2 separate regions of the Homo sapiens genome follow, and region 1 is linked to region 2. A link is a loop called in an ENCODE intact Hi-C map of the cell type or tissue named here. Cell type or tissue: K562. All regions are shown on one strand. Each heading gives the region's core, and the rest is flanking DNA. Links, peaks and the distances in the headings are about the cores only.

The links. Hi-C counts contacts between places; a loop is a spot of excess contacts. Peaks named below come from ENCODE experiments on the same cell type or tissue, not always from the same donor. Only the 100,000 strongest peaks of a DNase experiment are listed, where the experiment ranks them.
Region 1: it touches region 2 in a loop (4-fold over the local background); 2 of 110 quality-filtered maps call a loop at or near these places.

Annotation. Positions count from the first base shown.
Region 1 is chr21:36,386,050-36,394,699 of GRCh38, reverse strand. It overlaps CHAF1B (chromatin assembly factor 1 subunit B), which reads right to left. Exons shown (of 14, transcript NM_005441.3): 2 at 8,438-8,640; 3 at 6,970-7,102; 4 at 3,032-3,149; 5 at 50-153. The coding sequence starts at 8,563. It also overlaps the pseudogene ATP5MFP1. Among named protein-coding and RNA genes, the nearest start is that of CHAF1B, 5.0 kb to the right of the region's middle. RefSeq lists enhancers at 7,856-8,355, 8,356-8,650. In K562, for the core only: a CTCF peak has its summit at 4,850 (motif pointing right); a DNase peak (open chromatin) is centred at 4,849.
Region 2 is chr21:36,122,093-36,130,742 of GRCh38, reverse strand. It overlaps CBR1-AS1 (CBR1 antisense RNA 1), which reads left to right and starts at 4,103. Exons shown (of 4, transcript NR_040084.1): 1 at 4,103-4,256. It also overlaps the pseudogene MEMO1P1. In K562, for the core only: CTCF peaks have their summits at 5,026 and 7,583 (motif pointing left); a DNase peak (open chromatin) is centred at 5,042; H3K4me3 peaks cover 262 bases; H3K27me3 peaks cover 3,784 bases.

The DNA of each region.
Region 1 (8,650 bases), core at 144-8,143, 260 kb before region 2:
AGATGCTTAGAATATTTCTTCCTGCTAATAACAAAAATATATCATTTACCTTTGCTGACATCCCATATGATGGCTGTGTTATCCACAGAGGCAGAAGCCATTAAATTCCCATCAGTTGCCCAGCAAATATCATACACATCTTCTAAGTGGCCCCTAGAATCCAAAAACAAAGAGGAAAAAAGCAATTACTCCCCAGGTATAGCAGCTTACCCCTGTAATCCCAGCACTTTGGGAGGCCAAGGTAGACAGACTGCCTGTGGTCAGGAGTTCAAGGCCAGCCTGGCTAACACAGTAAAATCCCATCTCTACTCAAAATACAAAAATCAGCCAGGTGCTGTGGCTCACGCCTGTAATCCCAGCACTTTGGGAGGCCGAGGCAGGCAGATCACAAGGTCGGGAGATCGAGACCATCCTGGCCAACATGGTGAAACCACGTCTCTACTAAAATACAAAAAATTAGCCAGGCGTGGTGGTGCACACCTGCAGACCCAGCTACTCAGGAGGGTGAGGGAGGGGAATCACTTGAACCTGGGAGGCAGAGATTGCAGTGAGCCAAGATCGCGCCACTACACTCCAGCCTGGCGACAGAGTGAGACTCCATCTCAAAAAAAAAAAAAAATTAGCCAAAAAAAAAATAGCCAGGTGTGGTGGCGCACACCTGTAGTCCCTGCTACTTGGGGGCTGAGGCAGGAGAATCCCCTGAACCCAGCAGGCAGAGATTGCAGTGAGCCAAGATCATGCCACTGCACTCCAGCCTGCGCAACAGAGTGAGACTCTGACTCTAAACAAAACAAAACAAAAAGCAATTATTAACTCAAAAACGGACAAGTTATCAAAAATATAAGGACAATCTCCAGAACTAAGCATTAAAATGAGATTCCAAAATTTCCACTGGCACTATATTAGCTATAGCTATAAAAAACTACTTTCAAGGATAGCTATATCTGACCGGTCGCAGTGGCTCACGCCTGTAATCCCAGCACTTTGGGAGGCCGAGGTGGGCGGATCACCTGAGGTTGGGAGTTTGAGACTAGCCTGACCAACATGGAGAAACCCCGTCTCTACTAAAAATACAAAAAAATTAGCTGGGCATAGTGGTGCAGGCCTGTAATCCCAGCTACTCGGGAGGCTGAGGTAGGAGAATCGCTTGAACCCAGGAGGCAGAGGTTGCGGTGAGCCGAGATCATGCCATTGCACTCCAGCCTGGGCAACAAGAGCAAAACTCCATCTAAAAAAAAAAAAAAAAAAAAAAAGGATAGCTGTATCTTTAAAATTGAATACTTTTTACTAAGAAAAATGTATAGCCGAAACTAAGAAAATCCATTTTAATTATGCTTTCATCCTTTAAAACTATTGTCTTAGGACTGTTTCATATAAATAAAACTTCTAAATTAGACCAGCCTGGGCAACATAGTGAGACCCTGTCTCCACAGAAATTTAAAAATCCTCTCCCTCTCCCTCTCCCTCCACCGTCTCCCTCTCCCTCTCCCGCTCTCTCCACAGTCTCCCTCTGATGCCAAGCCGAGGCTGGACGGTACTGCCGCCATCTCGGCTCACTGCAACCTCCCTGCCTGATTCTCCTGCCTCAGCCTGCCGAGTGCCTGGGATTGCAGGCGCACGCCGCCACGCCTGTCTGGTTTTCGTATTTTTTTGGTGGAGATGGGGTTTCGCTGTGTTGGCCGGGCTGGTCTCCAGCTCCTAATCGCGAGTGATCTGCCAGCCTCAGCCTCCCGAGGTGCCGGGATTGCAGACAGAGTCTCACTCACTCAGTGCTCAATGTTGCCCAGGCTGGAGGGCACTGGCGTGGTCTCCGCTCGCTACAACCTCCACCTCCCAGCCGCCTGCCTTGGCCTCCCAAAGTGCTGAGATTGCAGCCTCTGCCCGGCCGCCACCCCGTCTAGGAAGTGAGTAGCGTCTCTGCCCGGCCGCCCATCGTCTGAGATGTGGGGAGCGCCTCTGCCCCGCCGCCCTGTCTGGGAGGTGAGGAGCGTCTCTGCCCGGCCGCCCCGTCTGAGAAGTGAGGAGCCCCTCCGCCCGGCAGCCGCCCCGTCTGGGAAGAGAGGAGCCCCTCCGCCCAGCAGCCGCCCCGTCTGGGAAGAGAGGAGCATCTCTGCCCGGCAGCTGCCCCGTCCAGGAGGTGGGGGGCAGCCCCCGCCCGGCCAGCTGCCCCGTCCGGGAGGTGGGGGGCGCCTCTGCCCGGCCGCCCTGTCTGGGAAGTGAGGAGCCCCTCTACCCGGCCGCCACCCCGTCTGGGAGGTGTACCCAACAGCTCACTGAGAACGGGCCATGATGACGATGGCGGTTTTGTCGAATAGAAAAAGGGGAAATGTGGGGAAAAGATAGAGAAATCAGATTGTTGCTGTGTCTGTGTAGAAAGAGGTAGACATAGGAGACTCCATTTTGTTCTGTACTAAGAAAAATTCTTCTGCCTTGGGATGCTGCTAATCTATAACCTTACCCCCAACCCCCTGCTCTCTGAAACATGTGCTGTGTCAACTCAGGGTTAAATGGATTAAGGACGGTACAAGATGTGCTTTGTTAAACAGATGCTTGAAGGCAGCATGCTCCTTCAGAGTCATCACCACTCCCTAATCTCAAGTACCCAGGGACACAAACACTGCGGAAGGCCACTGGGTCCTCTGCCTAGGAAAACCAGAGACCCTTGTTCACTTGTTTATCTGCTGACCTTCCCTCCACTATTGTCCTATGACCCTGCCAAATCCCCCTCTCCGAGAAACACCCAAGAATGATCAATAAATACTAAAAAAAAAAAAAAAAAAAAAAAAAAAAAATTTAAAAATCAGCAGGGCATGGTAGCATGCACCTGTAGTCCCAGCTATTTGGGAGGTGAGAGGATCACTTGAGCCCGGGAAGTCAAGGCTGCAGGGTACTGTGATCACAGTACAGCACTCCAGCCTGGGCGACAATGAGACCCTATCTCAAAAGAAAAGAAAAAAAAAGTCAAAAGGTATATTCCATTTAATGCACTCATCGTAAACAGAGATCACTGCCATGGTCCCTCCCAAGTTACCGCAGAGTCTTCACAACCGTCCAGTTCTCCTTGTTCAGCTGGGCCTCGTCCTCATCCTGAAAAGCGATCTGCTCCGGCTCCTTGTTATCATTCACCTTCCACAATAGGATGACAGCATCTGCAGGGTGATTCAGTAACAGTGATCCACGCTTCACCCACACTCCTTCATATTAGGATTTTTATTTTCATTTTTTTTTTTTTTTTTGAGACGGAGTCTCACCCTGTCGCCCAGGCTGGAGTGCAGTGGCGCAATCTTGGCTCACTGCAACCTCTGCCTCCCAGGACCATCCTGGCTAACTGTCTCTACTAAAAATACAAAAAAATTAGCTGCATGTCAGGATTTTTAGGGTATTAAAACAACATTTATGTTGTTCAGTGGACACTATGGCCAGGATGATTTACTTCCAAGCATTTCAACAGGGAAAGTAGGCAAATTGCCTTCTGAGCTAAAACTCCAAAATCAAATTCATAACAGATCAGAGCTATACAAAATCACCTTAAACAGAAGGGTCCCTAGGCCAGCAAATGCCACTGCAAAATGACTGGCTACATTAATAAATCTGAAGGCATAACCTATAAATAGCTGAATAGAAAAACAAAACAGCAAAGAACCCTCAGTGCAAGGGTTGGCAAATGTTCCTAGCTCAGAAACCTTCAGCAAGTCACTTAGCATCTTGATGTCTCAGTTTCCTCACCTGTAAATGGGGATAATAGGCAGGGTGGGGTGGCTCACGCCTGTAATGCCAGCACTTTGGGAGGCTGAGATGGAAGGGTTGTTTTAGCCCAGGAGCTCAAGACCAGCCTGGGCAAGAGAGCAAGACCTTGTCTCTACTAAAAATCAAAAAAATTAGCCAGGTGTGGTGGCACACACCTCTGGTCCCACTACGCAGGAGGCTGAGGTGGGAGGATCACTTGAGCCCGGGAGGTGGAGGCTGCAGTGAGTCCTGATCTTGCCACTGCACTCTAGCCTCAGTGACAGAGCAAGACCCTGTCTCAAAAATGAGGATAACAATATATCTACCTCACAGGCTGTTGTGAGGATTAAATTGGCCAATGTATATAACACACTTACAACACAATGGCTGGCAGATAGTAAGCCCCATGTAAGTGTCAGCTATTAATACCATTATAGATATCAGGTACTTTAGCCTGAGGTCACCCATTGTCTAAGTCCAATAACTCCCCACATTCTGACTCTACGATTACCACGTAACCTTCTGACCATCCCTTAGCTTCCCTTTTAGGAATGTGCACAGCAGGACAGTGAATGAATGAGGTTGTGAGGACATACGCATTCCCATTCTTTGTTTTTCTTTCTTTTTTTTTTTTTTTTTTGAGATGGTGTTTCACTCTTATTGCCCAGGCTGGAGTGCAATGGTGCAATCTTGGCTCACCACAACCTTCGCCTCCCGGGTTCAGGCGATTCTCCTGCCTCAGCCTCCCGAATAGCTGGGACTACAGGTATGCACCACCACACCCAGCTAATTTTGTATTTTTAGTAGAGACGAGGTTTCTCCATGTTGGTCAGGCTGGTCTCGAACCCCTGACCTCAGGTGATCTGCCCACCTCAGCCTCCCAAAGTGCTGGGATTACAGGCGTGAGCCACCGCACCCAGCCTGCATTCCCATGCTAAGTTAACCGGAATCCTATTCGCACACATTAGTCTGGGAGCTTGGTTAACATGCCATTGGCCCTGATGGATGAACACTCTCCACGTGCTGACAACAGCAGGTTTCTGGGCCTCCAAGACCAAGGGACTTTGGAAAATGGGGGCTGCCATGTGCAACCTCAGGGCAGACAGCAGGTAGCCACCCCCAGGTGGCGCTCCTGCTCCCCACTTTTCCCTCTACAAATCAGCGTGCGCGCGCACACACACACACACACACACACACACACACACACACACACATCCCTTCATGCACTCTGGGTATCATGGCACTGAACTCAACCAGGTCTCTTTTCCTCCTCCTGCAAAAAAAAACTTTAGATTTCTGTTTTATTTTGTAATAGTTTCTAGATTGTTTTAAAGTATGGTAAAAAGGTTTACTTTTTTTTTTTTTTTTTGAGACAGACTCTCACTCTGTTGCCCAGGCTGGAGTGCAATGGCCCAATCTTGGCTCAGTGCAACTTCCACCTCCCAGGTTACAGCGATTCTCCACCTCAGCCTCCTGAGTAGCTAGGATTATAGGAGCGCACCACCATGCCCAGCTAATTTTTGTATTTTTAGTAGAGATGAGGTCTCACTATATTGGCCAGGCTGATCTCAAACTCCTGACCCCAAATGATCCACCTGCCTCGGTCTCCCAAAGTGCTGGGATTACAACATGTGTGAGCGACCGCGCCCAGCCTGGTTTACTTTTTCCATATAGTTTTATCCCATTTAAGCACAGGCAGAAAACAAGAATCAATCTATTCCCACCAAACAAGCAAGCACAAATCACAAGGCCATTCATTAATGACACTCCCGGTATGCTCCCTCCCCAGCACCCTCCAGCAGCCCGGCACTGCAGACACCAGGACTCCAAAGCAGCATCAGTCACAGCAGGGAATGGGAGAAAACACACAGATGTCAAACCAGAGGAGCTGCCAAGCTGGGTACCGACGCGGGATCTTACCCCGACCGGCACTGCTGGAGCGTTTCAGAGGCTACTATGGGTATTACAACAAGTATGTCACTGTGAAGAAAGGGAGCATTGCGGGGGTTTCCACAGTGTTGGCAGCTTAGGTGCTTTTCAGCTACTGCCTTTCTTACAGGGAGATCAAACACGAGCAGCTACTCAGGGCCCACTGAAGAGGGGCCAGTGGGAGGGCACACTGCACTTCTGAGCATGGCACACCTCCATGAGGAACTTTGCCATTGCTGAATTCTTTCATATCCCAGTTTAGAATTCATGCCCAAATAGCCCGGGCGCGGTGGCTCACGCCTGTAATCCTAGCACTTTGGGAGGCCGAGGCAGGCAGATTGCCTGAGCTCAGGAGTTTGAGACCAGCCTGGCTGACAAGGCGAAACCCCATCTCTACTAAAAATACAAAAATTAGCCGGGGGTGGTGGCAGGCGCCTGTAATCCCAGCTACTTGTGAGGCTGAGGCAGGAGAATCGCTTGAACCTGGGAGGCAGAGGTTGCAGTGAGCCAAGATTGTGCCACTGCACTCCAGCCTAGATAACAGTGAGACTGTCTCAAAAAAAAAAAAAAAAAAAACTCCCAAAGCCAATTAATTACTAACACAGTCCTAAAGCCATTTAATTAATTACACAGAGACACAGAACTGACTCTGATCACCACAGATGTTAAACTAACAATCCAACAAAACCAGAACAGTCGCCTTGCTTGGGATGTGACAGAATGGTAAGTGCCTTTCCATCTCGTCTTAGAACAGCCTGGTGGGAGCTTGCGGGAAAGCAGCTGTTTTCAAACAGGTGTTCCTGGTTTCATCTTGCTGTCCTCCCTCCCTGACTCTACCACATTCCCTAGAACAGTATTTTACTGAACTACCTAAATGACAGATTGAGAGGGTCAGCCACACCTGAACTAAAAAGCATATCCAGGCCGGGCGCAGTGGCTCACGCCTGTAATCCCAACACTTTGGGAGGCCGAGGCAGGTGGATCACCTGAGGTCAGGAGTTCGAGATCAGCCTGACCAACATGATGAAACCCTGTCTCTACTAAAAACACACAAAAAAACTAGCCGGGCGTGGTGGCAGGCGCCTGTAATCCCAGCTACTCAGGAGGCTGAGGCAGGAGAATCGCTTGAACCCAGGAGGCGGAGGTTGCAGTGAGTCGAGTTTGCACCACTGCACTCCAGCCTGGGGAACAAGAGTGAAACTCTATCTCAAAAAAAAAAAAAAAGCATATCCAGCTCAAATCTCACTATCTGACACAAGACACACAGGTATCTATCTGGTTCCCGAAGAATCTCTGAAGGACAGCAATACTCACCATCTCCTCCCGATGCTAAAATTTCCCCAGTTGGAGAAAAACGCACAACATTGACGGCTTTGGTATGACGAGCAAGATTGGACAAAAATTCCACGATGGCTTTTCCATCTGGTCCCTTTTCTACCTTCCAGATCTGTCAATACCAACACATTCATTTGAAAAACATAGAATGGGCACATATTATACTGTCTGTATTAAAACAATACTATGGGCTGGGTGTGGTGGCTCACAACTGTAATCCCAGCAGTTTAGGAGGCCAAGGTGGGTAAATCACTTGAGGCCAGGAGTTCAAGACCAGCCTGGAAACACAGTGAGACCTAGTCTCTACAGAAAATTTAAAAAATTAGCCAAGTGTGATGGCACATGCCTGTAGTTCCAGTTATGCGGGAGGCTTAAGAGGGAGGATCACTTGAGCCCCGGGTCGGGGCTGCACTGAGCCAAGATCAGGCCACTGCACTCCAGCCTGGGCGACAGAGTAAGACCCTGTCTCAAAAAAAAAAAAAAAACAAAACTATGCTTATTTTCAGAAAGAAAACTTAGTTTTTCTTTTGAAACATAAAATCAAAGAACTCCCTATCTAAAACATAAATGTCTACTGTCCCCCTCCGCCTTCTTTCTAGAGCAACTTGTTACCCAGTAGGAACCAGGATCAGGATCCCAAAACAATGAACGTCCAGTTACAATAATCTAGGGAAAATGAATCAAATAAGAAAGCAGAGCCGGGCATGGTGGCTCAGGCCTGTAATCCCAGCACTTTGGGAGGCCAAGGTGGGTGGATCACCTGAGGTCAGGAGTTTGAGACCAGCCTGGCCAACATGGTAAAACCCCATCTCTACTAAAAATACAAAAATTAGCCAGGTGTGGTGATGAGCGGCTGTAGTCCCAGTTATTTGGGAGGCTGAGGCAGGAGAATAGCTTGAACCTGGGAGACAGAGGTTGCAGTAAGTCGAGATTGCACCACTGCACTCCCACCTGGGCAACAGAGCAAGACTCCGTCTCAAAAAAAAAAAAAAGAAAGCAGCTCTCTTTTGCTTTCATTGTTCACCGCAGGCCCTGGAAATTTAGCATTCTGGGCTAGATGACAAAGTAGTTTAGTTTGTTGACATACGTTAATTCATTCATTCATTTACTTAAGAGAAGGGTCTGGCTCTGTCACCCAGGCTGGAGTGCAGTGGAGTGATCGTTGCTTGCTTCAAACTCCTAGGCTCAAGCGATCCTCTCACTTCAACTTCCCAAGTAGCTGGGCCTACAGCTGCACACTGCCACGTCCCGCTACTTTTTCATGTCTGGCTGTTGCCCAGGCTGGTGTCGAACTCCTGGACTCAAGCGATCCTCTCACCTCAGCCTCCCAAAGCACTGGGATTACAGGCGTAAGCCACCGCGCCCAGCCGACACTGGTTTTAAGTAAAAGAATGAAAACTATTGCTTCAAGCAGTGTTCCCGGATGTCTATCTCTGCCCCAGTTTACCCTGACATTGGTGTCCACGCCGGCAGACGCCAGTCTGTGGATCCTCCCAGCCGTCCCATGCTGGAAGTCCAGGCTGTACACGGGCTCCTTGTTGTGCCAGGCTATTTCACAAGTGATGACTTTCATCCTCCTGAGTCTCGAAGGGGAAAAACGTTTCTCGGGCACCGTTCTACTTCTTCAAGACAGGAGAAAGCTGCAAAATGCTGGTGATGG
Region 2 (8,650 bases), core at 271-8,270:
AGGGGCACATGATGAGAAGGCCCAAGGATGAAAATTCTCCGGGTAATAGACGGATCCACTTGTTTATAAGCATGGGCAGCACAAGACCCACAGTACGTATATCCTGCATGGGGGGCAATAATGGCTCTAGCAGGTCTTTTTGTAGACTGTACTTGTGAAAGCCAACCTTCTAGCTGTGCATTCAGCTGCGGTCCTGAGGCTGTGTACCAGCTCCCGGCGTGACTGGCTTCTCGGCAGACCACTCGGTTGGACATCTTGGTGCCTGTGCCGCCTATGGTGCACGAGGATGAATGAGGAGGCGGCGGCGGCGGCGGCAGGAGCGGCTCCGCGAGGGGACGAGACACCGCGGGCCCAGCCCAGGAGGAGGCGGCAGCGGGGAGGGGATCAGCCCGGCCCAGGAGGAGGAGGAAGAGGAGGAGGCGGCGGCCCAGGAGGAGGAGATGGCAGCCGGGGGGGTGGCGGCGGCAGCAACAATCACCACAAACTCCGGCGACCGCCGGAAGATGGGGCCCACGGCGGCCTCACCTAAGCCCGGAAAGCCCTGGCCCCGGCCCCCGGCGTCCCCGCTGCTGCCCAGCCGGGGCTGGTTCAGCCGAGCCGCCCCCACGGCCCCCTCCCCTCCCAGCTGGCCTCCCCGAGCCACCGCGAGTGACCCCACCCCCGTGACTCCGCGCCCGCCCCCGCCGCGGGGCTCCCCGCACCCACCCCCACCCCCACCCCTGGCAGGGCCCTCCAGCCCGGCCGCCTATTTTTATTTTTATTCTTATTTATTTATTTTTTGAGACAGAGTCTTGCTCTATCACTGAGGCTGGAATGTAGTGGTGCCATCTCAGTTCACTGCAGCCTCCACCTCCTGGATTTAAGCGATTCTTGTGCCTCAGCCTCCTGAGTAACTGGGATGCACCCGCCACCAAGCCCAGCTAATTTTTGTATTTTTAGTAGAGATGGGGTTTCACCATGTTGACCAGGCTGGTCTCGAAGTCCTGACCTCAAGCACTCTGCCTGCCTTGGCCTTCCAAAATGCTGGGATTACAGGCGTGAGCCACTGCCCCTGGCTAGAAGTGTATTTTTTAAGTTTCCAACTTACTTGGGGATTTTTCCGGCTATCTTGCGATTGATTTCTAACTTAAATCCATTGTGGTCAATGAACTCACATTGCACAACTTAACTCCTTTTTAAAGAATTTCAAAAGCCGAGAGAGATATTAAAGCATGTTTTTATGTAATGACAATAATCTCAGAGAGAGAACAGTTGAAGAACAGGAAGAATTGCAAGAACAAAATGTGTGGGAAGACCAAGCACGGGTGGATCCAGGAATCAGGTGGGGGTGTGGAGGGGGAAACAGCACACCTCTTCTCTTGTAACAGAAGGAAAGGCAGAGTGTGTGGGTTTAGACCCAAGCATGTTGGGGAAACTAAGGCCTTCCTGAGGGCATCTGTTATCTCTTTGGAGGGTGAGAGATTTGAGGTCATCATTGAGAGGGATTAGTTTGGGGAAATTGAGGACAGTAGCCATTTTGCAGATTGGGAAAGTGATTTTTTTTTCCTGTGGCTCATACCTGTAATCCCAGCATTTTGGGAGGCCAAGGCAGGCAGATCACTTGAAACCAGGAGTTCAAGACTATCCTGGCTAACACGGTGAAACCCTATCTCTACTAAAAATACGAAAAAATAACTGGCCGGGCATGGTGGCGGTCGCCTGTAGTCCCAGCTACTCGGGAGGGCTGAGGCAGGAGAATGGTGTGAACCTGGGAGGCAGAGCTTGCAGTGAGCTGAGATCAGGCCACTGCATTCCAGCCTGGGTGACAGAGACAGAGTGAGACTCTGTCTCAAAAACAAAAAAACAAAACAAAACAAAACAAAAAAAAACCAGGTGTGGTGGCGTCCATCTGTAGTCTCAGCTACTCAGGAGGCTGAGGCAGGAGAATTGCTTGAACCCAGGGGGTGGAGGTTGCAGTGAGCCAAGATCACACCACAGCACTGGAGCCTGGCAATAGAGTGAGACTTTGTCTCAAAAAAAAAAAAAAGAAAAAGAAAGAAAGAAAGAAAGAAATGGCTCCGGTTATTGCCGTCGACAGAATAATGCCCCTCCCCCAAGAGGTCTGCATTAGAATCTGCAGAGCCTGTGAATTTGCTTTCCTTCACAAGAGGGACTTTGCAGAAGTGATTACGGATCTTGATGTGGGGAGATTAGCCTGGGTTACCAAGGTGGGTCCAGTGTAGACCCAAGGGTCTTTATGAGAGGGAGGCAGAAGGGTCCAAGACGAAGATGTGGTAGAAGCAGAGGTCAGGAGAGATTTGGAGATGGAGGAAGGGCATGTGCCAAGGAACACAGACAGCCTCCAGAAGTTGACAGGACAGCAGAGGGGTTCCTCCCTCAGGGATTCTGGAAGGAGCACGGCTCTGATACCTTGACTTTAGGACTTCTAACCTCCAGAATGATAAGATCATAAACATGTGTTATCTCACGCCCCTCAGTTTGTGGTAATTTGTTTTAGTGGCCATAGAAAGGACTGCAGTTACAGGAAGATTCCTACCTTCTGTCCTGGCTGAGAGGAAACACCTTTCTCTTGTACTTAGTACAGCATTGCGCAAATAATTGGAATTGTGAGCAGATTTTTTAAGAAAAAGACTGGGCCGGGCTCAGTGGCTCGTGCCTGTAATCCCAACAGGCTGAGGAGGGTGGATCACAAGGTCAAGAGATTGAGAACAATCTGGCCAACATGCTGAAACCTCATCTCTACTACAAATACAAAAATCAGCTGGGTGTGGTGGTGCGTGCCTGTAGTCCCAGCTACTCAGGGAGGCTGAGGCAGAAGAATTGCTTGAACTCGGGAGGCGGAGGTTGCAGTGAGCCGAGATTGTGCCACTGCACTCCAGCCTGGCAAAATACTGGTGGCCAGGCATGGTGGCTCATGCCTGTAATTCTAGCACTTTGGGAGGCTGAGGTAGGTGGGTAGCTTGAGTCCAGCCTGGGCAACATAGTGAAACCCTGTCTCTACCAAAAATACAAAAATTAGCTGGGTGTGGTGGTGTGTGCGGTAGTTCCAGCTGGGAGGATTGGGTGAGCCCGGGAGGTGGAGGTTGTGGCGAGCCGAGATGGCGCCATTGCATTCCAGCGTGGGCAACAAGAGCAAAACTCTGTCTCAAAAAAAAAAAAAAAAAAAAAGTTGTGGGTTCTGGTGGTTTACTGCTGTGATTCTGTTTAGATTGGCTTTGCTATCACTTAATGCCATTGTCCCTTTGTGTTTACCAAATCACTGGGTAAGAACCCAAACCTTTGCCAGTAACATGGCATTCTTCCAGGGTTCTTCTCCTTCCAAAGTCCTTTTGTGGTCTGAAGGACTGAATGTCCACAGCCGTTCCCTCATCTGCATCCAGCGACTGTCTGAGCACCTGTTAGGTACCAGTCATGCTCAGGAGTGAACAGAGGCCTGGGAAGGGCAGGAGTGGAGCTCCCTGCCTTCATGGCTCCTTATTGTAGCTCCTACTTACTCACTGTGTGATCGTGGGCAAGGTTCCCAATCTCTCAGTGTCTCAGTTTGCTCATCTGTACAATGGGAATAGTTTTAGTGCCTAGCTCTTACGATTGCTGTAAGGAGTACAGCATGAATGTTTAATATTATAAAAGTGCTTAGAGCAGTACTGACAAACGGTAATACATAAATGTTTGCTGTTCTTACATTTTTTCAGCAAAGGCAGGCAGACACCATCTAAAACCATACATTCATGTCTTTACAGCCATTGATTGGTGTTCTCCTGGGTAACAGGCACAGTCATGACTACCATTATTTGCTAGAGGCAGATAATGTGGGCAGAGGTGGGAGGTGAGGGGAACCTGTCTACAGCTTCGCCTTAAAGAAAGCGCTCTTGACTCCCATCGCGTTCTAAGAAAGTCTGGGTTGCAGAAGGCAAGCTTGGGCAGGAATGGGGCCCATTGTTTTTCTGGAAGCAAGATTAAGGTCAGGTTCTGAGTCAAATGAAGAGGTCAGCAAACAGCTTGGTAACTCCCCACCTCCTCTTCTCTATGCCTAGTTCTTCACTGCCTGCCCTTCCCAGGGGTGGGTCACAAAGTGGCTTAGGGTCAGGACAGTGAGGCTGTTGAGTGCCATGGGGGGTGTCAGGGAGAAGACAATTCCTACAATGCCACCTCATGTAGCTGAAACCTCGCCTTCCTCTCCTAAGTGTTCTGTGCCTGAGTGCTGGGGTCAGGATTATGCATGGTCCCAACAGGGCTTGACCAGGCAGGACAAGCAGGTGTGTGATTTGTATGCTTGAGGTCACCATGGTGGCTGTCCCTTTGCTACCCTGGAATTGGTTTCTGGTCTCTATATTCAGAGTGACTCAGGGAAAAGCATACTGCTTATTGTAAACACTGCTGACTTGGAAGAAGAGATTCTCCTTGCAAATGTGGTAGGAACCAGTTTAAGTGTGATGTCTGGAAGGCTGGGCTCTGTGCCTGAAAGGAAATCTGCCACACCCTTGCTAAACTGGACAGAGAAGGGGCCATGGCAGGCTGGTGAAGCACCTGTGCTGGGAAATGTGGGTCCGAAGGCCCCAGTCCTCTCCTTGGGAGCTGGATCAGGGTTTATTTTAAAGCCCATTCTTACCTCTTAGCTTGGCAAAGTATTGCCAAGCCTGGGGAAAACCAGCCATTCATGTATATTTCTGGCGAGTGTAATGTACCTCCTCTTTGGAGGGCAATTTGGCTGTTGTCTATTGAAATTAAAAATATGCGTCTCTTCCTGGAAAGGGAATTGTTGGGGGAATTTATCCTACAGATACCCTCCCGTGTGTGTAATGATAGCCGGACCAGGATGTTCTTTAAAAGTGGTTCTCAGCCAGTTTGTTACAAAGGTCATGAATTATTCAGCAAGATGATAATGGTTTTATGTTTTTAAAAATGATAAATTGTAGCCTGTTGATCATCGTTAAAAATATTTGAATGCTATTTGTATGGCTTTCTCTGTGAACTTCAGTGATTATTTTGGACAGTTTGTGTTTGTAGAACTTGCTGCCAGACAGTGCCCCTTGTGGTTGAGTGGCTGCACTACATGGCATATGTATCAGTTTCCTGCGGTCACCATAACTAAACACCAAATACAGGTGCAGAGCTTCATTCTCTCATAGTTCTGGAAGCCAGAAGTCCGAGATCAAAATGTTGTCAGGACCATGCTCTCTCTCCAAGCGCTGGGAAAGAATCCTTCCCTGCCTCTTCCACTTGCTGGTGGTTGCTAGCAATCTTTGGCATTCCTTGTCTTGGGGCAGCATCACACCAATGTCTGCCTCTGTCTTCATATGGCTGCTGTCTCTGCTGAGCATCTGTGTATGTCTTCTCCTCTCCTGTTCCTTTTTTTTTTAATTTTTTTTCCTGAGACAGTCTCACTCTGTCGCCTAGGCTGGAGTGCAGTGGCATGATCTTGGCTCACTGCAACCTCCGTCTCCTGTGTTCAAGCGATTCTCAAGCCTCAGCCTCCCGAGTAGCCAGGATTACAGGCGCCTGCCACTACACCTAGCTAATTTGTGTATTTTTAGTAGAGACACGGTTTCACCATGTTGGCCAGGCTGGTCTCGAACTCCTGACCTCAAGTGATCCACCCGCCTCAGCCTCCCAAAGTGCTGGGATTACAGGCATAAGCCACCATGCCTGACCCTTCTCCTCTTCTTATAAGGACATTAGTCTTCCAGCATAATCTCATCTTAACTAATTACATCTGTAAAGACCCTATTACCAAAAGGGCACATTCTGAGATGGCAGGTGGACATGAATTTTGAGGGGACACTGCAGAACTAACCCACTATAGAATCTTTCTTTAATGTTTCTATTGATCCCTTTCAACTGGTCTAATATATTATTTAGCCTGAATTTTTTTTTTCTTTTTTGAGACAGTGTCTTGCTCTGTTGCCCAGGATGGAATGCAGTGGCATGATAATGGCTCACTGCAGCCTTGACCTCCCAGGCTCAAGCGATCCTTTGTAGCTGAGACTACAGGTCTGTGCCACCATGCCTGGACAATTTTTTATTTTTATATATGTTTTTAAGAGGTGGGGTCTTGCTATGTTGCCCAAGGTGGTCTTGAACTCCTGGGCTAGAGCAATCCTCCTACCTTGGCCTCCTAAAGTCCTGGAATTACAGGCATGAGCCCTTGCATCTGGATAGCCTGACTTGTTTATCATAAATTCTTTTTTGAGATGGAGTCTTGCTCTGTTGCCCAGGCTGGAGTACAGTGGCACGATCTCAGCTCACTGCAACCTCTGCTTCCTGAATTGCAGAAGAATTCTGCAATTCTCCTGTCTTAGCCTCCTGAGTAGCTAAGATTACAAGTGTGCACCACCACACCTGGCTAATTTTTGTATATATATATGTTTTTTAGTAGAGATGGGATTTCGCCATGTTGGCCAGGCTGGTCTCAAACTCCTGATCTCAGATGATCCTCCCACCCCGGCCTCCTAAAGTGCTGGAATTACAGGCATGAGCCACCGTGCCCGGCCTATCATAAATTCTTGCCTGCATGTCTTAGTCCATTTGTGCTGCTATAACAAAATACATGAGACTGGGTAATTTATAAACAATAGAAATTTACTTCTTGTGGTTCTGGAGACTAGAAAGTCCAAGGTCAAGGTTCTAGGAAGTCTAGTGAGGGCCTGGTCTGTGCTTCCAAGATGATGCCTTGTTGTTTTGCCCTCCAGAGGGGATGGACGCTTTGTCTTCACATGGTGGAAGGGCAAAAAGGAGGGAAGCAGCTCCCTTATATATCTTTTATAAGGTCATTAATCCCATTTGTGAGGACAGAGCCCTCATGACCCAATCACCTCCCCAAAAGCTCCACTTTCTAATACCATCATCTTGGTGATTAGGTTTCAACATATAAATTTTGGGAGGACACATAATTCAAACTATAGAAGCATATATAAAGCTTAGTTTCCTTTTGGTACAGTTTGCTCTTATATTTATTTTTCTACCATCATAGGAGTTTGCTATGGTTTGAATGCTTCTCCCCTCTGAAACTCATGATGAAACTTAATCCCAAATGTAACAATATTGACAGGTGGAGCCTGTACGAGGTGATTGGGTCATTAGTGCTCTGTCCTCACCAAAGGATTAATATATCATGGATTAATGGGTTAATGGATTAATGGGTTATCATGGGAATGGGTTAGTTATTTTAAAACTGAGTCTGTTATAAAAGCCACTTGGCATTCTCTTGTGTACTCCTTGCCATGTGACCCTGTACCACCTTGGAACTCTGCAGAGAGTCCCCACTAGCAAGAAGGCCCTCACCAGATGCAGCTCCTTGACCTTGAACTTCCAGCCTCCAGACCGTAAGAAATGAATGTATTTTCTTTACAATTTACCCAGTCTCAGGCATTCAGTTATAGCAACAGAAAAGGGACTAAGATAGCCATCTTTATTGTTTTTGTTATCTGGTATTGCGTGTCTCTAAAGAGAATATAACTGGATTGTTAACTATTTCCTACCCTCCTTTGTTAGTGGCTTCATATTTTTTTATTATTTATTTATTTATTTATTTATTTATTTATTTATTTATTTTTTTGAGACAGGCTCCCTCTGTTGGCCAGGCTGGAATGCAGTGGCGTGATCTCGGCTCACTGCAGCTTCAACCTCTTGGGTTCAAGCTTCCTGAGCAGTTGGGACTACAGGTGTGCACCACCAAGCCTGGCTAAATTTTTGGTAGACATGGGTTCTCACTGTGTTGCTCAGGCTGGTCTCAAATTCCTGGGCTCAAACGATCCTACCCACTACAGCCTCCCAAAGTGCTGAGATTATAGGCATGAGCCACTGTGCCCAGACTTTTAGTGGGTTTTTAAAAATAGAAAGCTAATATTCATGGAACTCTTGCTCAGAGTCAGGTGCTGGTCTCCACACTTTACACTGACCTATATGTTCCACTCTAACAAGAGACTCACCCCATATCATGAGCCAAGCATGGGGGGAGGACCTTCTTGAAAGCAGACACTAAAATGTCTTGGTAGCCACACTGATTTTCTTTTCCCTTCATAGCTGTCCTGTTGCTTTTAGTTCTGTATCACCGCCTTCAGTGTGCCCAGCTGTCCACACCCCGCTATCCAGGTTCAAGAGAAGATCCCGTTGCACTCATTTTCCAGGGCCATTACACTTTTTGGGAAATAATTTTTGTGCTGTTGTCAAACAACAGTTATCCTCTGTTATTTAGCAACCCTTGTTCCTTGAACATTTTCTTCTTTAAAAAATAGTTTTATTGAGATGTAATGTGAATTAAATCCCATTTAAAGTATACAATTCAATGATTGATAGTATGTTCACAGAATTATACAACCATTACCACTATTTTGGGACATTTTCATCACCCCTAAAACAAACCCCATAGCCATTAGCAGTCATTCCCCATTTCCTTCCATGCCTTCATCCCTAGGCAGCCACTAACCTGTTTTCCATTTATATAGACTTACCAATTCTAGACATTTCAGATAAATGAAACAGTAAGATGTGGCCCTTTGTGACTGACTTTCACGTAGTGGGTTTTTTTTTTTTTTTTCTTTTTTGAGACAAGGTCTCGCTCTGTTGCTCAGGCTGGAGCCCAGTGGTGCAATCATAGCTCACTGCAGTCTTGACCTCCCTGGGCTCAAGTGATCCTCCTACCTCAGTCTTC